Regions from separate parts of the Homo sapiens genome. Here region 2 is linked to region 1. The links are chromatin contacts, found by Hi-C in ENCODE. All regions are on one chromosome and are shown on one strand. Each heading gives the region's core, a stretch centred on a gene start or an enhancer-like site at or near the end of the contact. The rest is flanking DNA. Distances are from core to core; before and after follow the strand shown.

Region 1 (4,499 bases), core at 624-3,123:
TCCAATTTTTTGGGTTAAAAATTATTAAAAGGTATGTGTATGAAAGTGCAAAATGTTAAAAATAGTCATCTTCGTGTGGTATAATCATGGCGGTCTAAATTGCTTTGTCTTTTTTTTTCCTACAAATCACATGCGAAATGAAGACATTAAAAAAAAATCTTAAAATATCTGTGAATACATCTCTGACTTTCCCTGACAACTTACATTCCATCCTCCCTATTTTATGTTTTTCTATTACTGCAGGTAACATGTGAAAGTTTTCCCTACCAGTTATGAGTCAATAATCTCTCTCTCTCTCTTTTTATCCTATCCAATTACTCTTTATTATATGTAACAGAGCCAATATAACTTGAGAAAAATTTCCCAAACATAATGAAAAAAAGTTATATCAAATTCAAGATCAACTTTCACATCTGAGTTCCAATCTGTGAAGAAAACTGTAGATCTATATGTTCTAGTTCTAAATTATGTTTAAACGGTTTTTAAAAATTCATGTGAATTGCTTTTTCACCTTTAGCAGTGAACTTGGTATAAAAGGGCATTGGCAGCTCTTGTCATGTCTGTTGAAAGCCCAATCATTAAAGTACTCCTTTTTACCTTTTTGTGATGTTGGGACGGCGGTTCCCCCTCTCTGACTCCTGTGCACAGACACTTGTTTGCTGCCATCCTCCTTTGCTTTTCGGGGGCTCGGTCCCTGCGTCCAGATGGTTTTCTGGGTGACTCCAAGAATACATCTAGGTCGCAGCGTTTTCTTTTGATATTGAAGCCCACATCTCAAACTGGGCTCAGTCTTCAAGCACGCTTTGTTAAGCACGATGTATGGCAAAAGCAATCGCTTTGCCGAGGACCTGTGCAGCTTCTCCGTATACTGTACGGCTCGTAGAAAAGTACAAATCATGTTCACGGAAAATCGTTCCGCTTAGGGACGATGCTAACTACAATTAGGAAAGCTTTAGGGTTCACTACACATGCGGCCGGACACGTACTCAAGCCTATACGTTTACATTACATGGGGTGTTAGGCAAAAACGTCAGTTTCCGCAGCGTAAATGAAAACGAAAAGTCTCCAGGGAGAACCTGATGTCTACCTTCCCTTCTGTCTTCTTTCCATTTTAATTAACAGGCTCTGATCACCTTCTGGGCTGACATTCACAGTGTCCCCGCCATGCCTTCGCAAAGTCACCTGGGAAACCCCCGTCTTCCTGGGAATAGTAGTTTGAAAACCTCGCTCTTAACTGGGATACGGCAAAGAGGCGCGCAAAAGAGACTACATCTCCCACAATTCAAGGCGGCCAGAGCACGGCGCAGGTCCTTCCCGCGCCCCCAGACGCCTCCGCGCCCAGCGTCGGCGCAGACGCTGCGCGTCCCTGGAGCGGCGGAAAGTGGGGTGTTGGTGGGGGAATTGGTACCACCCACCCTACGTGGTTCAGGCGGGACTTGCAAAAGCCAAATTAGCAGTTACAATCTACGTGTTTTCCTGATCCTTATAGAGAGGACTGTGCACAGTGGGAAATACCCCCTTGGACTGTGGTCTTGCCAATTCCGCGTGGGCAAATGATTTAGTTTTTGCGTTTTACTGTGTTTTCAGAAAAACTGGACAATAAAGAGTCAGCAAGTGGGGATGAACGAGGCCGCTGCAAAGCAGGCACCGGTTTCCTAAATGGTTAAGCCGCGAACTTGGCTTGGCGCCCTAGGCGGCAGAATGTTAGGGGTGGGTAAGGAAGCCGAGGCCCGGAAGTTTCTAGAAGCCCGCTCTGTGAGCGGGTGTCTGGCGCGGTGCCGTCTGCGCAAGGGTGGGCATACCGTTACTTTTGCTCACGCGCGCATGCGCATAAGGGGTGTGGCGACGTGCGGGCGTGGGGGCGGTGCGTGCACTCTTCGTTTCAGCCCTGGCGCGGTCCTGTGGTGAACTCCTTGTCTCTATGGCGACTGGACGCGGTCGGATCTTGCAGCAGCACTGGCTCGGCCTCCAGACGCTGCGCGGGCCCAGCAGGGGCGGTGGCGCGGCCCGGGGGCGCGCCAGGGCCTTTGGGTGCAGGTGACTGTAGGGCCTGCGGGTGGGGTCCCCTGGCGGGAAGCCCGTCACTGCGCGGCCCCGCTCTCTTCACCGTGTATTTTATTCGTCCAGCTTGGCGCAAGGCCCGTGGCCGTCTTCAACGTGAGAAGGGTATGGAAGAACGACCGGAGGAAATCCTTTCTACCCTGCAACGTGGGGTACCCTAAGTTATGACACAAATAGAGTAGCCTCTCGGGGAAATATTTTTTCTTGCGGCGCCTGTGGCCGGGGATGCGCGCACCTGCCAGGACAGGTGCAGGTCCAAGAGGTCGTTTCTCCGGGATGCGTGCCCTAAATTCACGTGTGCTCCGCCCCTGCCTTCGTATTTTCGCTCTTCTGTAACCAAGAATCTCCCTTCGTGTTTTTCATGACCTTACAACTTAGGGAAGTAGAGTCTGTTCATCAAAACCTTATCAGTTGACACCCTCATCCCCCAAGCAGATACCTCGGGCAGGCAGGTTGGTCTGGCGGGTGGGGGGCAGCACTTTCTGCACCTCCAACGTCAAGGCTAAGTTGCCATCTACATTGCCAGGTCTTGCTCATCTGCTTTCCAGAAGCATCTTCAGCGTGAAGAAGTAAAATGAGCCAGTGCATCAGAAGTATCAGCATGCATAATGGTACCTTATGAAATCCCTCTCATTATATCGTGAGCTGTTCCCTAGCTGTGTACCCATCACTGCAGTTAGTTTACAGATGGAGGGATAATGCCAAGAATGGTTTACATTCTTGAGGATTATCTTTCTGCTTGTAAGACTCCTTGATTTATAAATAGGGAAAGTCATGCATATTTTGCCTTCTAATAAACCAATGGTCTATGTTTAAGCACACAAAGGGAGTCTATTACATACTAGTTGAACTACTTGTTTTTTCCCCCTGAATCTCCAGAACTATGTCCTGTGTCCTCTCTAGGTCTCCATTACTTCCACTTACCTGTTTTCAGAAGCCCAGCCCTGTTGCTTAGTGCTGTGATAATAGTTCTTAATTGAATACCTATAATGCTAGACATACCACAAGCCTTGTCACAAATAGAATGGTGACAATGCCTGCAAAAATTCTTTTATGTAGGAGAAAAAGCAGGAATTTAAATAGGAAACTTGAACTTTTAATCAATTTGCTGCTATTACTAAAATTAGTCTTTACATAGTGCTCTATTAGGGGGAAGCAGAATGATTTTTATATGATGAATCTTTTATCCTTTGTAAGTTGAGTGAACTTCCTGGATTGATATAATTAGAGGGCCTGTCATTATGCCTGGCATGGGAACCTGCATTTCAAGCTGATTTGGAAATGTATGCATTATTTTTGGTAAAGAAAAGTCCGCTGCTAAAAATAGAATGATTGACTATGGTCAAAGCAGGTGGTTATTTTAATATATCGCTGTGGAAAATTAGATGTTGTTAAGGAATCAGTGTTCCCTTTTAACACAAAATGTGAATATGTATAAATATCACAAACTGTAAGAAGTGTAGCAGAAAGCGTATTAAGTTGGCTTAATTTGTACCTGCTGTAATTTATTTGATTTGCCAGATATTTAAAATGAAGCACAGTCATTAGGTTTTTAAAATATTGGACTTATTGAAAGCTATCAGACAAAAACCTGTCACTTGAAAAAAAGTGTTTTCAAACTAAATTTATCTTGCTAAATGTATCAGTGTATGTCTACACTTAACCTTGTAGACGTATAGATTCGCATAAAAACATAAATAGAACTTGCTGATTTGTTAATTATGTGGACCTTAAAAATGTGCAATTGGGGCCGGGTGCAGTGGCTCACGCCTGTGATCCCAGCACTTTGGGAGGCGGAGGCGGGCAGATCTGGAGGTGAGGAGATCGAGACCATCCTGGCTAACACTGTGAAACCCCGTCTCTACTAAAAATACAAAAAAATTAGCCCGGCATGGTGGCGGGCGCCTGTAGGCTCAGGTACTCAGGAGGCTGAGGCAGGAGAATGGCGTGAACCCAGGAGGCGGAGCTTGCAGTGAGCCGAGATAGCGCCACTGCACTCCAGCCTGGGCGACAGAGCCAGACTCTGTCGCAAAAAAAAAAAAAAAAAAAAAGTGCAGTTGGTTTATTTTATGGATAAATAGAAATGTGTTTCCAATAGTGTTAAAAGGTACACTGATAAGATGTATGGTCTCATGTAAGACATGGTACAGAGAGCTCTGACAGGACATTAAGGAGATGGGCGTCTCAGAGACTGTCTTTGCTTCTAGCTTGGGACCTTAAGTTTCTTTAGTTGCCTTGTTAGAGCCTTAGCCTTGTAAACTGAAATGAGGGACTCTATGAGATCCATTTTAATTGTGAAAAAACAAAACAGCAAGAAATAAGCTTTGACGTTTTAAAAGTGTGAAAACATGTTTGTAATAAAATAGCCTTCATATTCCAATTAAATAAAGGATGAAATGTCTTAAAGCACTTACACATTACCTTGTGCAGAGTATATG
Region 2 (4,528 bases), core at 1,514-4,013, 5.5 Mb before region 1:
CTGCTGAGCTGGAACTCAACGTCCTGGAGAAATCCATCACTGTTGGCTTTAAGCAAAAGCTGCGGAGATTTCTACCTGCAACTCTCTATGGAGAGACGTCAGCAAAGCCACCACAAGTCCACACTGCAGGGCGCTACTCCCATCACAGGGGTGCTGCCAGAGAAACGCACTTGTAACCCACCCTGTTCACAAAATCTGTCAACAAGTGACTGAATCTAGTAATTTTCAACTGTGTTCCACAAAGGTGCAGCAGGCATTTTGGGGAGGCCAACACATACCGGCTCCCAACGGCAGCCCCCCAGAGCCAGGGCAGTGTCATCTGGACCACACGGAGCCGACCGTCAGCAGCATGGACTCCTGCTGCAAATGCACCTCCCGAATTCAGCTGGCTAATGCAACTGCGAGGCAGGAACCTGATTCCAAACAGACGACCAGAACTGCCAGGGCACATGCACACAGGGCTTTAGACTAAAGCCCTTCCAGTCGCTCCTTCCTGGATCTATGGCACCCACGCCCACTGCACGGGCAGGAACACCTCCGGAAATGCTGACGTCACACCACCACCACCACACTCCCCAGAACGCTCATAAAACCCATGTACACAAACCCACAGGAGTACACAGAAACGGGGAAGAAGCCACCTCAAATTCCAGGCAGCACCGTCTGTGGCTTTCTCTAAGGCAAGGATTTACCTGCCGCCCATGGACTGGAGGCAGAGAGATGAGCCTCCTGGAACCAGAGGGACACCTGGTGCCACACAGACGCTCCATCTGAGGAGAAATGATATCACATCAGTGTCTCAAAGGGCCCTGTGAGGTACCCCAAGATCTCAAACAGCACCTCCCTGTAAACACTACTGACTGCTGGGAACCCGTCATCAAGCTCATGACCTGGCTGGCTGACTGACTGATGCACTGGGTTGGTTTTATTCACTAGACTGACTGAACATGGAATTTCAATACTAACTTGCCACATAACCAAGTTACTCACCTGTCTAGGCCAAAGCAGCCCTTTCTGTACAATCAGAGGAACAGAATGAAACCTCAGTAGGGATCTTCCATCCTGGGGTTTTCTGTCCAGGGAATACACCAGCATTGGGATCTGCCTCCACAATCCTCCCAGGTACGGCCAGTGCCCACTGAGGAAGCCGTGAAGGCATTTTCTGGGAGGCAAGGCCCTGAACCTCCCAGCCCCACCCACCAGCACGCAGGGGGCAGGAGTGAGTGCCCGTGCCGAGGGTCAAGGACCCAGGCTCTGTCTCCAAAGGAAGCGGAGCCAGGACGTTCTGGGGCTGTGACGGGAAGACTCCTGTCCCAGTCCTCACTCTTGCGGAACCAGATGCAGAGAAGATCCTCAACAAACACAGGGTCAGGGCAAGCCAAAGGGACGAGGAGCCGCGGCTGCCGAGGAGGGAAGAGAGTGGCATCCCCAGAAGGAGCGGCACCTTTCCCAGAGGGAGCTCACGCCCGGCCCACTGCGGGCTGGAGTGTCCACCTCTCCCTGGAGTTTCTGTTCTCACAATCAAAACTACCAGAGCCAGGCGCACACGCGTGTCCACTTGCCCGCCCATCCCAGAACACAAGGGTAGATTCAAACATGGCTGGACACTTCGGTGCTACGGAAACATATCCCCTTCTGGGGTCAGAGCACAGCTACTGAGAGCTGTGGAGTCTGTCACAACGCCCACGTCACCCTGAAGCAGCCTGCGACAATGCCCACTGTGGTCAACCACGGGGCTACTGCCTTCGCTGCAGGCCTGGGTTCCGCCCGTTCCTTAGCCACGAAACAGAACTGCACCAGGTTTTACAACTGCGTTTCACAAAGTTTACAAAAATTTAAAGATGTGCACACACCCAACAGTTTATATTTCAATAACAGGTCTGGAGCCTGCCTGATGACTCTTGTGCTCACAGCCACCCATGAGTTTTCCTAAGTCACAAAGGTGGAGCTAAAGGAAGGGGCGGGGACTATCACTGCAGAAAGAAAGAAACAAACATAGCTTTTCCAAACAGTAACTTCGTGTCGCTACGCAGGACCCTTTCCTTTTATCTCAAAATGCTCCCCGTTGGTAAAACCACAGGTGGTGACTATCCAGTTTTAGGGGAGAAGCGCAGTGCCTGCGTCCCGCTTTATCGCTCCCTCACCAGGGGCGCCCCTGCCCACCGCGGACGCAGCAGCCCGGGGGTCCTCCAGGATCCCTCCCCGGAGCCGCCCGCCCTCGGCCCCGCCCGGCTCAGCACACTCACCCTGGGGCGACCACCTGGCCCGGCTGCGCGCACAGCTCCCGCACCACGCCCGCGCGCTCCGACCTCAGCCTGCGTTCCGGCCGCGCGGGGCGCACGCAGCCCCCGGAGGCTACACGGGACTGAGAGGCCCCGGAGGACTGCGCGGAGGCGGCGGCCTCGAACACGGCCAGCACCGAGCCGATGCGCACGGCCGCGCCCGCCGCCACCCTCCACTCCAGCAGGCGCAGCGGCGCGGGCCCCGGGCAGCGCACCTCGGCCACAGCCGCCGTCGGGGCGCCCTCGGCAGGAACGCGACCCGCGGCCGGCACCTCCATCGCGGACAGAGGGCGGGCGGGCGGTCGGTACGGGGCCTGCGCTGCGCTCAGAGCGCAGCGCCTACCGCGGCGACACAACCCAGGCGGCGACGCTGTAGTTCCTCTCGGTACCGGCTTCCACCCGTCGCCTAGCCCGCGCCGACTTCCTGGAGGGCGCGTGACGTCACGCAAGGGCGCCGCGTACGTGCGTACGTGCGCGTGTAAATACGAGCGCCGCGCGGGGCCGGAGCCGGCTCCGTCCTGGGACCAACCCTGCGTGCCGGCCGTGAAGAACTGCGTTCCTGAGCCCTACCTACTTTTCCTCGGAGCGCCGGCACCGTGGAGCAGCGGCATGCAACGCGGGCCGCTGTCGCCCAGTCCCAGTGACGGTCTTGGCGCGCTCGGAACTACGTATCCCGGCGTGCACCGCGGACAGAGCATGGCGGGACTACGAGTCCCAGCGTTCAACGCAGGCCTGCGTGCCATTACCCCATCACGCGCTGAGACCCAGCATCCCGAGACTACGAGTTCCGGCATGCACCGCGAGCCGCTCTCCTCCACTCCCATCGCGCACTGTGAGTCGCAACGTCGCGGGACTACGGGTCCCGGCATGCCTTGCGCGCCGCGGGCCCAGAGACGTGAGGCTGTCGGCGTCCTGGTGGCCCCGCCTCGTGTCCCCCCCCGGACCCCACGCCGCGGGAGCTTGGGGGTTGCGGTCTTCTCTTCCTCCGACCTCACCTTCGATGCGGAAGCGCAGGGGCAGGTGCGCCGCCCTCGGCCCGCGCAGGCGGTGGGCCCGTCTGGGGCAAGGCGCCCGGAAGCGCCTGGTTGGTTCAGAAAATCGGACCGCAGCGGGAGGGCGGGCACCGGCGCGTGGTCTCAGTGGCCCCAGGCGAACCCTGATGAGCAGCAGCCGCAAGTGGCTTACTAAAGGAGCCACTTTCTACGTTTGTCTGGAATTTACGTGAATTAAGCTGGCGGGCGGGCGGCCAGGCCTGTAGTCTCAGCACTTTGGGAGGCTCAGCACTTCGGGAGGCTGTGGCGGGCGGATCACCTGAGCCTGGGAGTTGGAGACCAGCCTGCGCAACGTAGCAAGACCCTATCTCTAAAACAGATTCATTAATACTTAGCCAGGCGCGGTGGCTGAGGTCCCAGCTACTCGGCAGGCCCAGGCTGGCCTGAGCCAGACCGCTCTGGACTGTTTTAATTTTTTCAGCCTTAATACCTGCCAGAATTTTTTTTTTACTATGTATCTTTGTCCTTACGTATATAAATTTTATATACAATTGAGATTATCCTGTATTTGCTTTTCCCCCCTCACTTTTATATGGTGACTTTTCTCATGTTAGGCTGAATACTAACATTTTGGAAACTGTCGGCCTGAAAACGAGCGGAGACACAGTTTCTCTAAGTAGAGAGTTTATTTGGGCCACACTTGAGCACAAATTCAAGGCGCCCTGAATGTGTACTCCGATTAGCAGTTAACAGTGGATTTTAAAGGCAAAAAAGGGGGCCAGGGAGTGGACTAATAGGAACTTGTTTGTGAGGAATTCTCACTGGTTTACAGAAATAACATTGATTAGTGACTGACTATATGTTGTTCAGCTATTGAGTGTGGGTATAGTGTCCATTGTGGCGTCATTAGGTTAATTTATAGCTGTTTGTGGCGCTGTTGCCACCAGTAGCAGTTTAAAGAGGTGAACACAGGTCAAGGGGTAGTAGGGCGCGATTGTCGCCTCATTTGAATGTCTCTCTCGGCCTGATAATTAAAAGAACTCGCGTTCCTCAGATAAAAATTCTCTTTTCTCAAAACCATTTAAATGTGGTAATTAGAATGGCCCAGAAGGGGCACAGTGCCTTTTAGCCCTCGCCATTACTTGCTCTTAGGAGTGCATTTTTTGTAGCTGTGGGTTTTTGACTATCTCTGCTGCTTTCTCCAGCCCCTACCCTCGTGACTACAAGGGAAAACGTGCGGTGCTCACGAGAGAG

What was found. A loop is a pair of places that touch in the nucleus more often than their neighbours do. Pooled maps may share reads with other maps.
Region 2: a loop to region 1 is called in a pooled map, with 36 times the contacts of the local background. The contact joins the promoter of CTDP1-DT here to the promoter of FBXO15 in region 1. A Hi-C loop is called at or near these places in 2 of 37 single-sample maps with no recorded cell type and 14 of 50 pooled maps.

The regions. Positions count from the first base shown.
Region 1 is chr18:74,145,208-74,149,706 of GRCh38, reverse strand. It overlaps FBXO15 (F-box protein 15), which reads left to right and starts at 1,873. Exons shown (of 10, transcript NM_001142958.2): 1 at 1,873-2,037. The coding sequence starts at 1,922. It overlaps TIMM21 (translocase of inner mitochondrial membrane 21), which reads right to left and starts at 1,184. Exons shown (of 6, transcript NM_014177.3): 1 at 598-1,184. The coding sequence starts at 898. RefSeq lists enhancers at 934-1,023, 1,104-1,153, 1,184-1,303 and a silencer at 1,994-2,143.
Region 2 is chr18:79,677,980-79,682,507 of GRCh38, reverse strand. It overlaps CTDP1-DT (CTDP1 divergent transcript), which reads left to right and starts at 2,763. Exons shown (of 5, transcript NR_136643.1): 1 at 2,763-3,114. CTDP1 (CTD phosphatase subunit 1) reads right to left here and starts at 2,705. Exons shown (of 13, transcript NM_004715.5): 1 at 2,247-2,705. The coding sequence starts at 2,560. RefSeq lists enhancers at 1-439, 440-948, 2,564-3,072, 3,073-3,580.